2 separate regions of the Mus musculus genome follow, and region 2 is linked to region 1. The links are chromatin loops, found by intact Hi-C in ENCODE. Cell type or tissue: gastrocnemius. All regions are shown on one strand. Links, peaks and the distances in the headings refer to the core of each region. The heading gives the core; the rest is flanking DNA. Region 1 overlaps A730060N03Rik (a long non-coding RNA gene). Region 2 has its middle 11 kb from the start of Eif3d.

Region 1 (8,659 bases), core at 377-8,376:
GCTCATAGATTAAGCCAGCCTGCTTGCAAGGCCAGCAAGCTCTGGCTATCTGCCTGTCTCGCTTGTCTCCCCCCTCCCTCCACCTCAGCAGTGCTGTGGTGACGGACATGCAGGTCTGAGCCTGGACTTGACATGGGTTTGTGGATTTGAACTCAGGTCCTTAAACAGTAAGCATTTTGCTGAGTGGACCGTTTTCCTAGCCTTGGGCCTTGGGCCCTGGATATGTGTGAGCACCTACTACGTGCCAATCCATTCCAGTGAGTGATGCCCACGCTCAGAGCTTGTATTCCAGTGTGATGGGAGAGGGGTTGGATCACGGAGGTTAATAGTGCCTGTGTCAGGGGCCAGGAGAGCAAGGGAGAACAGAGGCCATGCAGAGTCGAGATGAGTTGTAATATGAACTGGGGAGGTCGTTAGAAGACCTCACCGTGAAGATACTATTGAACTGGATTTGAAAATGGACAGAGCCACTGGTATCCTTGAGACATATAGCTCCTTTGCAACCCTTACAGACGGAGCCTTCCTCTGCAGCAGTCAGGACAGGGATTCAGCCCGGTGAGCAAGAGCCTTGCACATGGATACAGCATTTACCTTACCCTTGTCAACAGTCTGTATCGAATAATGAGCCAACAGTGGGCTTCTAATCTCTGAGGGATACATGGAGTATCCAGCCAGAATCTCTCAAGACAAGCCCAGGAACACAATAGCCAGGGACAGGTGAGAGGTCCTCCACTGTCCTCTCATGGTCTGAGACTCTGTGAAGCTGGCCAGCAATGATGCCTTTTGTTATTGTCGAGACAAGGTCTCACGTAGCCCATGCTGGCCTCAAACTGGTTATGTAGCCAAGGATGGCTCTGGAACTTCTGATCCTTCTGTCTCGGCCTCCAGTGCGCTAGGATTACAGGTGGATGCTAACGTATCCAATTTTTTTAGGTTCTAAAAATTATTTTAGGATCAAGCCCAAAGGAATCAGGCTAGAGATCAAGCTGGAGTGTTAGGTGAGCACTCAACCAACTGTGCTAAATTCCAAGCCTTTGGCTACTTCTTTTCCTCCCACAGAAGACCGCTGGGGAGGCCACACCAGTGGGGTCATGTCTTGGATCCTGTGTTTGAAAGAATAAAACTGTTTCCCTGTATAAACACCCTTGGTGCCCATCGCCCAATGTCTCAGTATGACTCAGACTGGGGAAACAGCCTGTGGTTTGGGTGAGTGCCCTGGGTTACGTGGCCTTCTGCAAGGAGGTAAGCGCCTGCTGGCCCCACTGTGGGCATCGGCACAGGGTGAACTGTCCATCGGAAGGGCAGGGGCACAGAGTTCTTATCCAAAACAGAAAAGTTGATTTGTTCCAGAGGGAAGGTCCCAACAGAAATGGCTCACCTGGAACCAAACAGCCTGGGAGAGTAGACAGAAGTGCTCAGAGGCGAGGTGGGAGGTAATACTGTCAGGCCTGGGAGGAGAGCTGACAGGTGGAGTTGGACAAAGCTCACTGTCTCCTGCATTATCAGAGCGGAGGGAGTGCGGGTCAGTCCTACGTGGAGCTGCTACCCTCGTCTGCACACATCCTTTTCCTTTGGAACACCGATTGATTTTTTTTTAAAGCATGTTACCCTCTATTTACTTTAGAGACAGAGAAAACAGAGGAGAGTGACTTCTCCGGATTGTAAGTCGTTAGCGACGGAGGTGGGATTAAGCGCTCTGCCCGCCGCCCTCGGTGGATTTCGTGATATTTATGTATAATGCCGCTCCTTCCCTCTGCCACCCTGCAGGTAAACAGTGCTGATAAATATGAGGGCGACGGTGGCAGAGAGCTCGCTTCCATCCTGAAAGGCGACAGCCGTGTGGAGGCTCATTAGGAGGAAATATTGAACGGGCAGTTTTCGCCTCTCGCCTGTGATTGGAGTGCAGAACTGGTTCTCAGCAAAGCCATTACTTAAGTGGCTGCGGGGGGTGGTGGGTGGTGGTGGTGGTGGTGAGATTGGAGTGGAACTTGGGGCAGGAGACCAGGAGAACTCTGGCTGTGGAGGTCTTTCCTCCTTGTAAAAGTTGCTGAGGATTGATTTCAAACAAACAAACAAACAAACATTTTCTTCTCCTCTAGAGGGGTTAGCATCCTATCTGTGTGTCCTTAGACAAGGTATTCACCCTCTTTGATCCTTAAGTTCTCCATCTATCACGTGAGGGTATCACCAACTTTTACCAGTGTTTTTTAATGATTCAGATATATACAGCCTCCATCTAGAAGGGACACTCTTATAGGAAATGATGCTCGCATTTTCAATGATAATTATTGCTTGTTTATCAGCACAAATGTACATGTAACTACAAAGAGAGAGGGAGGGGGAAGGGGAAGAGGGAAGGGGAGCGGGAGAAAGAAGCCGGCTTGGTGGTATACATCTGTAATCCCAGCATTCAGGAGGCTGAGGCAGGAGGATTGCTGTAAGTTTGAAGCCAACATGAGCTACATAGTGAAGACTAGGCCACAGGGAGACCCTGTCAGAGATAAGCAGAGAGACAGCACCACTTGAGATATAGATGAGAAAGTGGAAGGTACTCAAACCACTCAGGGACAGATATCCACACTGGGCAGGGGTGTATGGCCCAAATCTTTGCCCTTCTGTATGTAAAATATATACATATTTCAAAACCAAAAACCTGTATCACTGCTATGTGTGCTAATGGGAAGTTGGCTCTTTTTACTTTGACAGTGTCTTTCATTTGTTTTCTTCTCTGTGTAGCCCAGGCTGGCCTTGGATTCAAGGTCCTCTTGCCTCATCCTCTCCAATGCCAGCGCTGCAGGCCTGTGCCGCCATAGCCTTCCTGGTTGTTGAGGATCTTGTAGACATGATTTCAGATGGGAAATAGAGGCTGGAGAGATGGCTCCGTTGGCAGAGTGCTTACAAGCTGATTCGGATCCCTAGCTCCCATGTAAAAAGCCAGGAGCGACTGCGCACCCAGCACTGGAGCGATATAGAGCAGCTGAGACAGATGGGTCCCTGAAGCCCATTGAACCTGGATTCACTGGCCAATCAATGAGCAAGAGACCCAGAGACACAGAGTTCATTCGTGCTGCACAACAGAGTTGAGCAGATGCTCCCAGTCCTCGCCCGCAGCCTGCAGCTCTGGCCTACCATGCTCCTCTTGGGTTATTGTTCTAAGGTTCCAGCGGAATACCAGCCCTGACATCACACCTCTCTGCACCATGGTCATTAGAATCGCTAATGAAGTCAGCCAGGATTCCTTGAGAGCATGTGTCCAAAGTCCACATTCCCTGTGAGGCTCAAGGTTCCCTTCCGGCTCATTTGCTCCTTACTTGACCTTTTCTGTTAATCTTCCATTGATGTCACAAGATTGTGATGCCATTAGATTTTACAAAGCATCCAGGCAATGTCCCTCTGCATATAGCAGACCCTTGTCCAGTGACGTCTACAGGATGGATTCCTAGAAGGGGACTTTCCAGGCCAAAGCCTGTGTACCCTTTCAGCTTTAATAGCTGTCCTCCAGGGGACTATGCTAATTCACACTCCCAGCATCAGGGAGCAGCACCCTGGACAGCGTGCACTTGTTAATGACAAGAAATTGAGAGGAAGGAAGGAACATGCAGAGAAAGAAAGAGAAGGAAGAGGGGCCTGGGCTGAGTGGCCCAGGGGAGGCCCCAGATACAAGGCAGCTTGCCTAAGCAGCGGGATGTAGAGAGAGCCCCCGAGGCACAGCTCACTGGCAACCATGGCGGATTAAATCCTAAAGCAGAGATTTGGAAGGAACTAAGAACAGAGCCTGACTGGAGGAGACTCTTGATCCGTTCCAAACAGCTGCTTCTCCAGAAGAACTGAGAGCCACCTGCCCCAGGTGCCATGGCAGAAGCCCTAACTGCCACGGCCTGGCACTGGATGCTGCCCAGCTCCCTCGCACTGCCCCACCACCGAGAGGATGGATCTGAGAGCTACAGGAGTTACCGCAAACAGCCTCAGAGCCCAGGCCAGCTCGCTCTTGTCTGAGACACAGCTAAGGGCAGGGAAAAGAGGGGTACAAGGGATAGACCTGCCCTTCTCCCCAGTGCCTCTCTTCCTGCCTGCCTGACATTTCTGTCAAGCCTTCCTCCCAGTCTTCCTCTTTTTCCTTCTTCCTTCCTCCTGCCCCCTTCCTCCTTTCTATAGCCTTCAAAATTAAACTCTATTTCAAGTGTGAGGGAAGGTAGGTTTGAGGCCTACCTGGCTCTGCACTGAGGAAATGGAGAGCTGGTGGCTTCTGTCACTGCAGACTGGGCTAGGCTGGCTGTCTTCTGTGGGAGAGAGGTATGTGCCAAGATAGTCTGGTAGCCTCGGTCTCATCCCAGGCTGTGTAGGCATATTTATGTGTTGAGTCTGAACACCCGGACAAAACCCCATGTAAGGTTAAAGCCAAGCATTGCTGCAGTGGGCAGAGTCACACCCACAGTGGCAGCATCCGCTAAGCATATGGCACCAAGTCTAGAGCACCTGCTGGTGCAGTCAGGTCACAAAGACCTGTGTTCAATTCCCTGAATTGGAGAACAGAGAAAAAAGGAGAGAGAGAGAGATGGGGGGGGCTGGGAAGGGGGAGCCAAGCATGGTGGCATGCCCTTGTAATCCTAGCACATGAGAGGCTGAGACAGGCAGATCCGAGGGGCTGGCTGAGCAGCCAACCCAGCAACGTCAGTAAGAAGCTACCTCAATAAACCATCACCCTCAGGAAGCTGAGCCTGGAGAACTTCTAGCTGGCACACAGCAGCACATGGGTGCACCTCTATCCACACACGCTCAAAACCGCAGCGGGTGGAGTCCTGGGTCTTGCACACACTCCACTAAGCAAGCATTTTACACTTGAGCTGCACCCCTTATGCTGCAACGCACGCTAAGAAGCTTGAATAAAAGCCAGCAGAGTCCAGGTCATGGGAGCCTCTTGCTGGTACAAAAGGAAGATCCCAAACCTAGTGCAGTGTCTCCTATATATCCCAGCATATGGGACGCTGATTATGGGTTCTAGGCTAGCTTGGGCTACCTAGTGAGACCCTGTTTCAAAAATTAAAAGTGTTAAGCAGAGGCCAAGTTTCACAAACAAGGATCTAGTTATACAAAAGTAGATGGAAAATTCACACCCCAGATCTCTGTTTTAAACAGCAGCCTTTTGAAGTTAGGGAGAAGAGATCAGGACTGAGACACAGGACAGACACCTGCCGGTCTCCTCGCATCTGCTCCTTGGATGTTTTTGCACTCAACTTTGCAGGATTGAAACATGTGCCTGGCAGATAACAGGGCCTCCACTGGGTTCCCTCCGACTCAGACCCCTTATCCTCAGACATCCTGACAGTTACCCTGCTTGGTTCAGTAGCTGGGACGGGAGAGAGAAGTAGCCTAAAGTCCCAGCATCTTCCCAGCCTTCTCTGAATGTGTCTCATTTAGACTACACACACACACACACACACACACACACACACACACACACACACACACACACCTTCCAGGAGGCTAAGAGGATGCTCCCAGTTACAGTGGAGGCCCATAGCACTGCTGGGCATCTCTAACTTTCAGGAGAGCCTTCCTATCTGGGAAGAGGTTGGGTCCTTCCTGACGTTCATTACCGTGTTCTTGCTCCAATAAGGAGGGATGGCCAGTTCCCCAAGGTATATGAAATCCTGGCCCAGGCTCAGATTCTGCTGTCTATCCTTGTCTGCTAGTGGCCTCTGCTCAGATAAACTTCACCAAAGGGACCTGGTGTTAATTCCTGCCCTGGAGAACCCAAGATCACCTACTTCACCATACAGTGGTCCCTAAAGAATGCCAATCACTTAATGTGATTGCTTTTATTCTCTTCCTCTGAGGTCCCCACCCTTTACTCGGAGCAAGGAGGCCCAGGGGCATGCAAATGATCTAAAGGGGAAGGGAACCCCACAGTTTCAGGAGACTAGAGAATGACCAGGCTGGAGCTTGGAGTCTTGAGTTTAGCCAGCTCCTACCAGTATTGACCAGGTTGGCCAATCTCCCTCTGAGTACGTAGAATTCAAAGGCCTTTGATTCTTCATGCACATAGGCAGGCAAGCAGAGTCGGATAAACAGCCCAGCCCTTGGGTCTGTCTATATAGGCTTCCAGGCACACAAGACAAACCTGGACCCTTGTCCTGATCTGTGGCATAGATTCTGGCATTACAGAGACAATAAACAGTTAACAAATATATAAAACCAAGGGGCAGAAACTCCTAGAAAGAACGGGATTGATCTTTAAAAAGACCCCAGATCTCTTGTTTGGGTTCTTTTGAGACATCCCCATTGCGGAGGAAGCAGCTAGTGTCTTTCCGTGGAGAGGTGCAGGAGAAGGTTTTGATGGGGTCAGACAGGGAAGAAAGCATTCAAAGGTCTTGAGGAAAAGAGGAATCTTGGTCTTAGGAGAAGCCAGTGTCGCTGGTGAGCAGGGAAATGGAAGAGGCTGGGGAAGCCTCATCTGCAGTGCTGGCTTTTGCAGAAGTACAGTGGGAACCACTGCGGAGTTGGGGTTGGAGTAGAGTGGGGTTCTCTAGCTGCAGCTGGGGGGGGGGATGGGGAGTGCTGCTTTGTAGCCCTGCCCACATCTTGCAGCAAATACTTGCATTTTCCTGTGGCTTCCACCCATTTCCCAGACATCCACTGGGACTCTCGCCTTTAAGATCAGCAGTCACTTCATCTTCAGAGCGGCCAGCCACCTGACCATCCTCCCAGCCTGCAGTCTGCTGCGGCTGTGCAGGGCTCCAGAGTTGGCATCCCCCACACTGGGTTCCAGGGCTGGACCACACCATGCCTGGCCAGGCCTTACAGTCTAGCCAGTTGAATTCATCTAGGACAGCAGGCAAAGGCAGTGGAGCCCAGTGGAGGCAGAGGAGAAGGTGGAACCAGCAGACCCTCCTGACCCCATTCACTTGCAAGACCATCTTCTCAGGTGGCACGGGCAACACAGGGCACTGAGGCAGAAACAGTAGCACCTGGCCAGCCCAACCGGCTGCCTCTAGGGCAGATGACTGCCCGCTGAAGCTGCTGACCCTGGCCAGGCTGCAGGGATGCCAGCTTCTGGCACAGACTCTCCCCAACAGAGGCTAGACTCGGGGAGAGGGAGAGAGGCCTTAGGGAAACAGGTGTGAAATGGATGTTAAGAGGATCAGGTGTGTGTCCTCGTAGAGGGAAGTCTCTGGGGATGGAGCCGTGCAGAGAACCTTGAATTAAGTGGCCCCTGCCTTGATGACCCCTTAAATGATCACCAAAGGCTTCTTAATTGGTCATAGTACCCTTTCCCTACAGTTCAGATGACAGCTGATCTACTTAAAACCTTTCAAAGCCTCAGGTGCCCCTGCCTTGATAGCCTAAAGCCCCAACTCTGACCTTATTCTGGCTTATCTACCCACCTCCCCACACACATGCACACACACACACACACACACACACACACACACACACACACACACACTCACACACATACACACATACACACATGCACACAAATATGCACTGTTTTAGTTTCAAAGAATATTTGCTGTCATTTTCTTTAATATATTGTGTTAATTTCTTCATGTCTCAGTTTTCCTGTCTAGTTAATATACACGCAGCATTGTCTTATTTTTGGCTTCTTCTAGAGACATCTCCCAAATAGATGGTCAGGGGCAGAATTTGTTCTGGGAGATGATCTCAACGGCTGTGTGGAGGTGTGAAACGAGCAACCAGTAAGTCCCAGCCTCCACTGCCGGCAGCAGGGCCATCATCACTAGAACACCCAGAGTGGGGTGCCAAGGGGAAAGGGATCTGTAGAATGTGTGACCCAGCTCTGACTGTCTGTGGTAAGAGGTCTGAGGAAGCATGAGCCCCACCACCCAGCACTCCAGCCTGGGCCTTGCGGGTGGGTGGAATAGAACCCTTGCACAGAGCAGAGAGAAACGGTTGGGAAAGGCTGTGTGGAGACCCTAGGCTATGCATCAGATTGACCTCCTCCCTCATCCACCTGAGAAGGACTACATTTCCCAACATCCTTGCAGTTTGTTTAGTGTCATGTGATCAGCTGTGGCCCGTGGGCTACGAGAGGAAGTGAGGAACTGCACATCCTGTCCGACCCAGATGCCCCTCCCCCAAGTCTTCCACACTTTTCCCTGACCGAGAAAGCAAAGGTCAGCAAATGTTTTCTTTATGCTTTCTGAGGCATACAAATGTCTCTGTCACAGCCAGACATTTGGCTGTGCTATGCTAAAGCCGTCTTCTACAAAATGTTACTGAACAGCATGACTGTGTCTCAATAAAACTTTATTTACAAAAGAAACCCATCACAAGTTCAAACCTCCCTCCTAGAAGCTGGGTAGGAGGTCCTGGGGACCACACAGCTTCTTCGAGGGACACCAGCCTCACTATAGCCAGCTTCCTCTCTGTTGTGCTCAGAGTGAGAGAACCCTGTGGTCAGACCCCCCTGAGCAGGGCTTGTAACGGATACGGAAGACTTCCCAATAGAGGTGGCATTCATGTTGGACCGTAACAAAAGCAGCACTGGGCAAGTGGGCAAGATGAGGGAGGGTATTTGGAGGGAAGATAGAACTGTGTGCCCCTGCTGGCAGGAGAGTGGTGTGTAGTGTTTGCATCGAATTAGGAGCATAGAAAGTAGTCACCAGGAAGTGGTCACCAGGAAGTAGAAGCTAGG
Region 2 (8,659 bases), core at 363-8,362, 170 kb after region 1:
ATAAGCCAGGCAGGCCACCACCTCTGGAGCTTAATCTTTACAGGACAACAGCCTTCACAGGCCACAGGAGACCACCCTTCTCCAGCAGTGGTCTCCTCGCCTATTTGCTGGCCTTCCTCTCTCAAGTCACGCCCACACATCTCTGCTTGACCTCAGCTTACATCCCTTGCCTGCCTGGGACCCACATATTGTCCTACAGGCTGGCCTCTCTCCCACCTCAGCCAATTCCTGTGGCCGGCACTCTTTCACAGGCCAGCCCTTTAAATCCAATGGCTTCCGCTAATGAGTTAGTAGAGGCGACAGTCAGAGATGGCTGTGAAGGATGGTGAGGTCCCTGCCCACTGGCCCCTGCTCAGCACATGGCAAAGCCACGAATCTTAAGAATTCAAGACAAGCAAAATGAATTAGTTGAACTATACTGTGTTGAGTCTAATGAAACAATGCTGAATTGCAGGATGGATGGATAGATGGATAGATAGATAGATAGATAGATAGATAGATAGATAGATAGATAGATGAGTTGATGGATAGATAGGTGGATGGATGGATGGATGGATGGATGGATGGATGGATGGATGGATGGATAGGAAGATGGATGGATGGATGGATGGATGGATGGATGGATGGATGGATGGATGGATAGGAAGATGGATGGACGGATGGATGGATGGATAGGAAGATGGATGGATAGGTGACTTGATAGATAAGTGAGTTGATAGGTGGATGGGTGGGTGGATAGATAGGTGGGAGGATGGATAGATGGATGGATAGAGAAAACAAGGTGGACTGTGAGAGCAACAGATGGATACACAGATGTCTGGAAACAGATTTGGTGGCCACACTTGGTATGGAATTTGGTGACTGCAGGTACAGAGGCAAGACTGACTGGGGCATTTGGGAACCAGGGCTCATGGCTGGGAGAAGCAGGATCAGGTACTCAAGTTCCCGCTGGAGAAAGGTGGCAGAGGGCTTCCAAGTTGTGTGTGCAGTGGGAAGCTGAGAGAGGAGAGGAGTTAACAGCGGGATGTCTCCCCAGCCAGCTGTGCCCAGGGAGACACTGACAGATGACAGCGTGCCTTCGCCCTAATAGCACTGCGGCGTCCTCCTCCCGCTGCTCCAGTCAGCTCCAACCCCAGTGGATCAATACCAAGAGCCAGCGGATGCAGAAGGGAAGGACCTGGGGGATGAGCTTGTTGCCTGGAAATGGTGTTCCTTTGGACCAGAGCTGCTGTGCCATTTGCCTTGTGGTGCCATCATGGGTCCCAGCAAGGACCTCCTCTCCAAAAGTTTGCTGGATGAAGGAGCTGAGCTCCCGGACAGTGCAAAGACCCAGGCTGTCTCTACAGCATCTCAGTCCTAGGAGAAACTCGCATTGCACACACCCCCACACACCAGCAGTCAGAGCTGCTGGATTAAGTCACCATTTGGACTTAATTCCATGTCTTTTGTTTGTCCTTGGGCTTCTGTTTCCCAATCTCTTCACCTTCCCCTATTCCTAACCACACAATAACCGGGGCCTCACGTCTCTGTGATGATGCAGATAAGGGAACCCTCAGCCTCTGCGCTGCTATAATCCCCACGGACATCCCTTAAGGGGGGTCTCTGCGCCCCTCTTCTCATGGATGAGGAGCTAGGGCTCAGTGAGGTGGAATAATATGCTCAGCCTCACCCAGTGTCAGAGATGGCCTGAACTAGTGAGGGGACTGCAGGAGTATGCCATCACCCTCAGCTTGACCTGCTGTGGGGATGGCTTTTTGTGCATTAGGCCAGTACTCTACCCGCTGGGCTACAGCCCCAGGCCTCCTATGTCATCTTCTCAGCCTCAGATCTTTCCAGAAAGGATTCAACAGGTTACACCTCTAAGGGAAGCAAAGGAACTGGCACAAGGCCACTAGAGCATGGGGACTGCGTAGGTCAGGGTTCTTTCTCTGCAGCTGGCATCCTCCTCCTCCTCCTCCTCCTCCTCCTCCTCCTCCTCCTCCTCCTCCTCTGTCAGCAGATGGGTCTCCAAGCTAAAACACTCATGGATAAAAACCTGAGACTTACTGAAAACCAGACATCTATCTATCCATCATCTACCTATCTACCTATAAATTCATCTATCTATTATCTATCTAATCTCTATTCATCTATCTATCTATCTATCTATCTATCTATCTATCTATCTATCTATCTATCTATCTATTTCTCCTTTTCTCCTTCCTAACTCCACCAGAGCAAACTTTCAGAACTTTGGACAGCTTCCACCATCCAAGCCTCAGCTAGCCAATCTGCAAAGGGGAGGTGCGATCAGTACTGGCTTTCTGGCCCTCGGATGTCTGGTGGTCACACTTTGACTGCTCTTCCCTGGGCACATGCTTTCCCCTCTGCTGCCCCTAAGTACCTTTTTTTAACCTAGTGTCTTGTGAACTCGCCTAGCCCTTCCTCATGCAGCTTCCTCCTGCTCAAGGCACTTAGAGTAGCTTTTGAGCCGGGCAGTGGTGATGCATGTCTTTAATCCCAGCACTTGGAAGGCAGAGGCAGGCAGATTTCTGAGTTCAAGGCCAGCCTGGTCTACTGAGTGAGTTCCAGTTCTACACAGAGAAACCCTGTCTCAAAAAAAAAAAAAAAAAAAAAAAAAAAAGGAACAGCTTTTGAGCAGTTTGTCACCAAGCTGTACTCAGCTAACTTGCCCTTTATCCAGGAAGCTACAGGGCACTGGGCTGTGTTTATACCATTATATTCCTACTGTTTACCATGGAGCAGGCCCCTAAAGAATGCTAATTGCATGAATGAATGAATCATTCATTCATTAATTCCTGGTCACTCTACCACTAGCAGCCTTGGGGACCAGATTCTGGTGAGTCACCAATGCCCTATAAATGCCACGTGGAGAAGAGAATGACCCCCTCTTTGCAGTCAATTCCACCAGCTGTATCCCAGAGTCTGCTTCTCCCGGCCAGCACACCCAAAGAGCCTTCCAGGCCAGCCAAGGCAGCACTCACACGCTACACTGAAGCTCAGGAAGGCTGAGCACCTATCAGGGAGCCCGTATCTGCCCACCCCTACCACAAAGGTCCTCCAAAGCCTTTGACCATGAACTGGCCTAGGAGTGGGGCCAGACCTTGTCCTGTGTCCTGAGACATACATAGGAGAAGTGGAGAAGCAGTCTGCCAGGCGGATTCATTGGCTGAGCACCGTGTGCCCTCCACTCTGAGCTACCCTGTCTCCTCTGTGCCTCACTTTCCCCGTCAAAGAGCAATCACTGAAAAGAGCCTCATCTAACAGGCTTGGACTGCGTGGCAGATGGAACCAGCTAAGCAGGCGAGCTGACAACGCAGGAAGCCCTGTACCAATGCTAATGCTGTTGCTCATATTAAGATTATTTATATGTGTTAACACAGCAGTCATAAACGCCAGTGACTCACTTTTAAAGGGTATCCGATGCTCTGAATTACAGCCCTGGAGCTGGCTGTTTTCCTGAATTGAGCAGCAGCGCCATCCTGTGGCCACATTGTAGAATGCATGACCTTCTGATGGGCAGTCCTGAGGTACCCCGTGGAGGGGAAGCCAGTGACCCTGCAGAAAGCGCTGTTCATTCTCCATCTAAGACTTGAACGTGCCTTGTTGCTAGCACACGGTGTGACCTTGAGTGCCGTGACATTTAAATCTCGGGTTTTGTTGTTTTGGTTTTTTTTTTCTTTTTGAGACAGAGTCTATTGTAGCCCAAGTTGGACTACAGCTCATTTACATAATTATCATGAGCTTCTGATCGTCCTGCCTCCACTCCCACCACCCCCAAGTGCTGGAATTACAAATGGGCATCACTGCGCCTAGCCTCCCACTCTTACATCAAGCTCTACTGAAGGGGGACTTGATGGGAGTCTGACACACAGAAATGGATCACGCCTGTAGTCCTGACACCCAGGAGCCTGAGGCAGGAGGATGGATTCAAGTTCAAAGCTAGTGAGGGCTACGTGGTGAGATCCTATCTAGATACACAGACTGGAGAGTGGAGCATGGCTTCACTCCTCTTGTGCACAGCGTCTTGCTTCCCTCACATCCCCCAGTCCGGCCTTTGACCTTGACACCTTCTAAAAGAAGGGGGCCCTTGGTCTCTGCACCTACAGCTCTCCTCTCCTCACAGCCAAGCTCAGAGGATCAAACACACTTTCCAAGGTCCAAGCCTTAAAAAAAAAAAAAAAAAAAAAAAAAAAAAGGCCCTGTGTGCCCTAAGAGGGACCAGTCGGGCAAGTGTGGGGATGGGCCCTTTCAAGGCCTCTGTTAAACAGATGGCACCAAGTCTGCTGGAGAAGGTGGCTCTTTTCCAACTGTCATAGTGACCCTCAAATGTCTGTAGTGTCCACAGGCCACTTTGTCAGTGTTTGGCCCTTGTCCTGTCAAGCCATCAGACTCCCAAGTCCTGTTGGCACAGGAAGACACAGGTTCAAGGAGAGGAAATGGCTAATCAGAGGTCACACTGCCAGTGAGTAACGGGCACAAGCCTCGTGTCCAGGCCCCAGACCTTCCAACCTCTAAGAAACCCGGAGCCAGGGAGGCAGGGCCCTAGCTGCTCCAGTTCCAGCCTGCAGAAGGCTGGACAGCCACAAGCAAGCCATTGGCCTCAGCTCTCCGCACAGATGTCCCTGCCATCTCTGACTTTGTGTCCTTGGTCCCTCTCCTTGAGCCATAAAGAGGAGGGCATTGAGCCGTAGCTGCAGGTTTTGCAGAGCAGCAGCTGTGGCTCTTCTCCCTGGAGGAGCTTTTTCTGACCGCCCTGGCTGACTTACTGTCCCTCTCGTAGCACCCACGGCACAGCACTGCAATTTATCTGCCAATCCCCAGAGGACCTCGGGGAGAGCATACAGGAATATGAGAAAGTCAGGGACTGGAGTGATAGGGGGTGGTAGGGACTGCAGCACATTTGTAAGCCCCAGGCCAAGGGACAAGTCCTCTTCAGATATCAGGAATGACTGAGTAGTCTGGCCAGATTTTAAGGGAATCCCTACCAGGAGGTGGTGGTGCACACCTTTAATCCCAGATCTCAGAAAGCAGAGGAAGATGGATCTCTCAGAGACCAGGCCAACCTGGTCTCTGAGAATCTCTGGTCATAGTGAATTCTGGGACAGCCAGGGCTATCTCCAAAAACAAAGAGACAGAGAGACAGAGAGAGAATATACCAAAACCTGATTTATGTGTGAAATACAGAATTTAGATGTAAACTCAAAGTATACTTCATAGCTAGGAACATGGCTTAGCAGTAGAGCATTCGTCTGTCATGCACAAGATCCTGGGTTCAATCCCCGGTACCACAAGATAAACAAGTTTGTAAGATATAAAATGCATTTCACGAAGCACCTCTCAAGTCTCATATCCCTAGCATGAGCTACATCTCAGGGGCTTGAACTAAGTTGTTAGCTGTGGATGACCAGTGATTGCTTTTAGAATCTCTTTTCAAGATTGCGCCCTGGGCAAAGTTCTACCCAGGCTCCAGTCAACCCACTGACCTGGACTCGCTGTCTGAAGAAAAGTCACCATCCTCTGACAAGATGCTCACCCTCTCCCTGAGAGAGGAGCATTCCAATTTCTTGCGTTCTACAGACAAGGTTCTGAGGACCTTATAGTTTGCCCAAGGTCACGTGGTTACTGAAACCTGGGTCCAAACTCAGTCTGAGCCCCTCACACGTGTAAGAAGAAGATCCTCAAGTAAGGTCTTGCAGTCACTTGGCCTTCATGATTAGGCTCTGCACAAATCTGTCAGGAGAGTCGGAACCAGGTTACACACCACAGCAGAGATGAGTCTAGGCTTGTGCTGCTCAAAGCAGGACTAATGCCCAGCGAGGGGGCCTTCTTAACCCGACCCAACACAGCCAGATAAAGCCGACAATGGCTTGCCTTTGGCCTCAGGACCCCGAACCCTGCTTCCAACAGAGAAAAATGTGGGAGGCCTGGTTGTTGCTCATCCCACTGAGACAGTCCAGCTCTGTAAATGAGCTAGATGGTTCTGAAGGAAGTAGGGTTCTATTTTGTCCCCTGTCGTCAGGGCTGAGCATCCTGATATATCTTGGGCATAACAGAGAAGTGGATGGCTCAGCAGTTGGAGAGATGCCCAAAAGGCAGGAAGTGGGGAGGATGGCCCAACAGGTGCCTCTCTATTCTGAGCACGGTCCTGTGATGGGTGAGTGTACATCCAGCTGAAATAAAAAATAACTTTCAATACCCGTCACCGGCGTGGATGGCCAACAGCGTCCCTTTCTCCTGAGGACAAGGACTGCGCTCCAAGGCTTTGCACCCTTTTGCATTGGCAACTTTGACTGCTTTGCTGGGGCAATCCACCCACCCTGAGGCTGAGGCGGGCTGGTGAGCTGAAAGCTTCTCGCAGCCTCCCACGAAAAGAGTAAATGCTGCATGTTTCTGGGCTGTCTGCCTGGGCACTGTGTCCTCAGCCCTGAGTCTTCTGTAAGGACAGAGTAGGGACAGAGTTCTGAACTCAGAAGAGGGACAGGAAAAGTATCCTGAGGGAGACAGGGAAACAGAGTCTCTCCACTGAAGTCCTGGTGGCCTGATTTGCTTCAAAGATTTAAATTCATTTTTAATGTGTGTGTGGGTGTGTAGGAGTGTGTGTGTGTGTGTGTGTGTGTGTGTGTGTGTGTGTGTACACACGCGCGCCGCAGTATGCATGAAGAGGTTAGAGGACAACTTGAGAGGACTCAGTTCTCTCCTTCCACCATGTGGACTTGGGGAATCAAACTCAGGTCATCAGACTTGGCAGCAAGCCCCTTAACCTCCAGAGCCATAGTAGCCAGCCCTAGAGTTGTCAATTCTTTGGATGGCAGAACATTTTCCAGTGGGCTGACCTCATTGCCGATGAACTCTCGGTGAGTCCTGAGAAGAACTCCATAAGTCTTGGGTCTTTTCTTCAGCAAAAAAAAAAAAAAAAATATATATATATATATATATATATAAACATTCACACTGTGTGGGATTTGACATAGATTCTACCTACTATCCACTTTACCCCAGGGGCATAGTCTAATGCTTGCCCAGTCTTGCGAAGAAGTCCTAGCTTCAGAGTTTGGGGACTTTGATGCCGCAAAGGAGTAACACCTCAGTTCTAGTGGCCTGGGCTCAATTTCTAAATCACCGTGACTAGCTGTCCTTGAGCAAGGCCCTCCTCTTAGAGCTTTGGTTTTCTCATCGATTGAAAAACCTACCCCGCAGCCTTAAGAAGAGCAGAGGAGATGTAGGTTGGCTCTCTAGAAGTAGGGCTGCCCACATCAGCAGTCCCAAGACACATCGGTGAGTCTGCTGTAGAACCTGGGGCCTGTCTGCTTAGGAGGCCGAGCCTCTCAATTAAGCGAATAAGGCTGGCACATAAATACAAGATCTGTCAGTAATGAAGAAAAAATATCTAGCCACAGGGCAGCTGAGACACTTTGTCACCCTGACTAGTCCAAATACCATGACACCTAAAGAGCTAGGAGATTCCCCAGGCTCATAGGGCTGATTGGCAGGAGAGATCAAATTGAGTAGTAGCTTTAGCCCAGGAAGTGTTTGTCTATAGACCAGCATGTGCATGTCCCCCCCGCCCCCGCCCCACTTCAGAAGCACAGCCTTCCCAGGAAACAGTGATGCTAGAGCCATCGGAGCTCATGTCCTAGACAATGGCAGATGGCTCCATGGCTGTCCTGATACTGAGGGGACACCTTCTTTCACAGTGGGTTGCTTTTCTCATTTGAGGCAGCTTGCACACTGCGTCCACAACCTGAAAGCCAGAGAGAGATGAATGGTGACATTCCACTCACTTCTTTTTATTGACACCAGGCCTCCAGCCTAAGGGGGGGGGGTGGGAATGCATCTTTACAGTGTGTCCTCCTAATAAGTCCACGACAGACACACCCAAAACACCCTGAGGCTCTAGATCCTGTCAGCTAGCATCAGTACTAATCACAACACGTGCTTTCTCTAAAGGCGATACAAGCTAAGAGGCCAAGGCTCCCTGGATGTGCTCTGGCCCCAGTCCAGCCTCCTCCCTGGGAGGAACTCCTGATAAGCTACTGTGTCCCAAACCACTCAGTCATGCATTTGCAGACAACCAAACTGATGATTCTTAGGAAAAGCCATATTATATAACCCCAAGCAACACCTCCTGCTCCACCTGCCCTCCAGAGCCTTGTACCTTACACAACATGACACCTTATTCTCTTTTCCTATGATAAAATAATCTAGCAAAAGTAACTCCAGGAAGAAAGGACTTACTTTAGCTCACAGTCTCAGGTTACAGTCCATCATGGCGGAGGAAGTCAAGGTCTCATGGGTTTGAAAGGACTGGACACGGCGCATCTATGATCAGAAGAGACCAGGGAATGCGTCCATGCTGATTGTGATGGTTTGTATATCCTTGGACCAGGGAGTGGCATCATCTGGAGGTGTGGCCTTGATGGAATAGGTGTGACCTGGTTGGAATGGGTGTGTCACTGTGGGTGTGGGTATAAGATCCTCACCCTAGTTGCCTGGAAGTCAGTCTTCCACTAGCAGCCTTTGGATGAAGACATAGAACTCTCAGCTCCTCCTGTACCATGCCTGCCTGGAAACTGCCATGCTCCCACCTTGATGATAATGGACTGAACCTCTGAACCTGTAAGCCAGCCCCAATTAAATGTTGTTTTTTATAAGACTT

The links. Hi-C counts contacts between places; a loop is a spot of excess contacts. Peaks named below come from ENCODE experiments on the same cell type or tissue, not always from the same donor. Only the 100,000 strongest peaks of a DNase experiment are listed, where the experiment ranks them.
Region 2: it touches region 1 in a loop (2.1-fold over the local background); 4 of 42 quality-filtered maps call a loop at or near these places.

Annotation. Positions count from the first base shown.
Region 1 is chr15:78,148,153-78,156,811 of GRCm38, reverse strand. A730060N03Rik (a long non-coding RNA gene) reads right to left here. Exons shown (of 2, transcript XR_875456.2): 2 at 8,251-8,659. Among named protein-coding and RNA genes, the nearest start is that of Ift27, 22 kb to the left of the region's middle. In gastrocnemius, for the core only: no CTCF peak of the experiment used is centred there; a DNase peak (open chromatin) is centred at 4,348.
Region 2 is chr15:77,977,189-77,985,847 of GRCm38, reverse strand. No RefSeq gene overlaps it. Among named protein-coding and RNA genes, the nearest start is that of Eif3d, 11 kb to the right of the region's middle. In gastrocnemius, for the core only: a CTCF peak has its summit at 3,483 (motif pointing left); DNase peaks (open chromatin) are centred at 3,482, 3,807 and 4,611.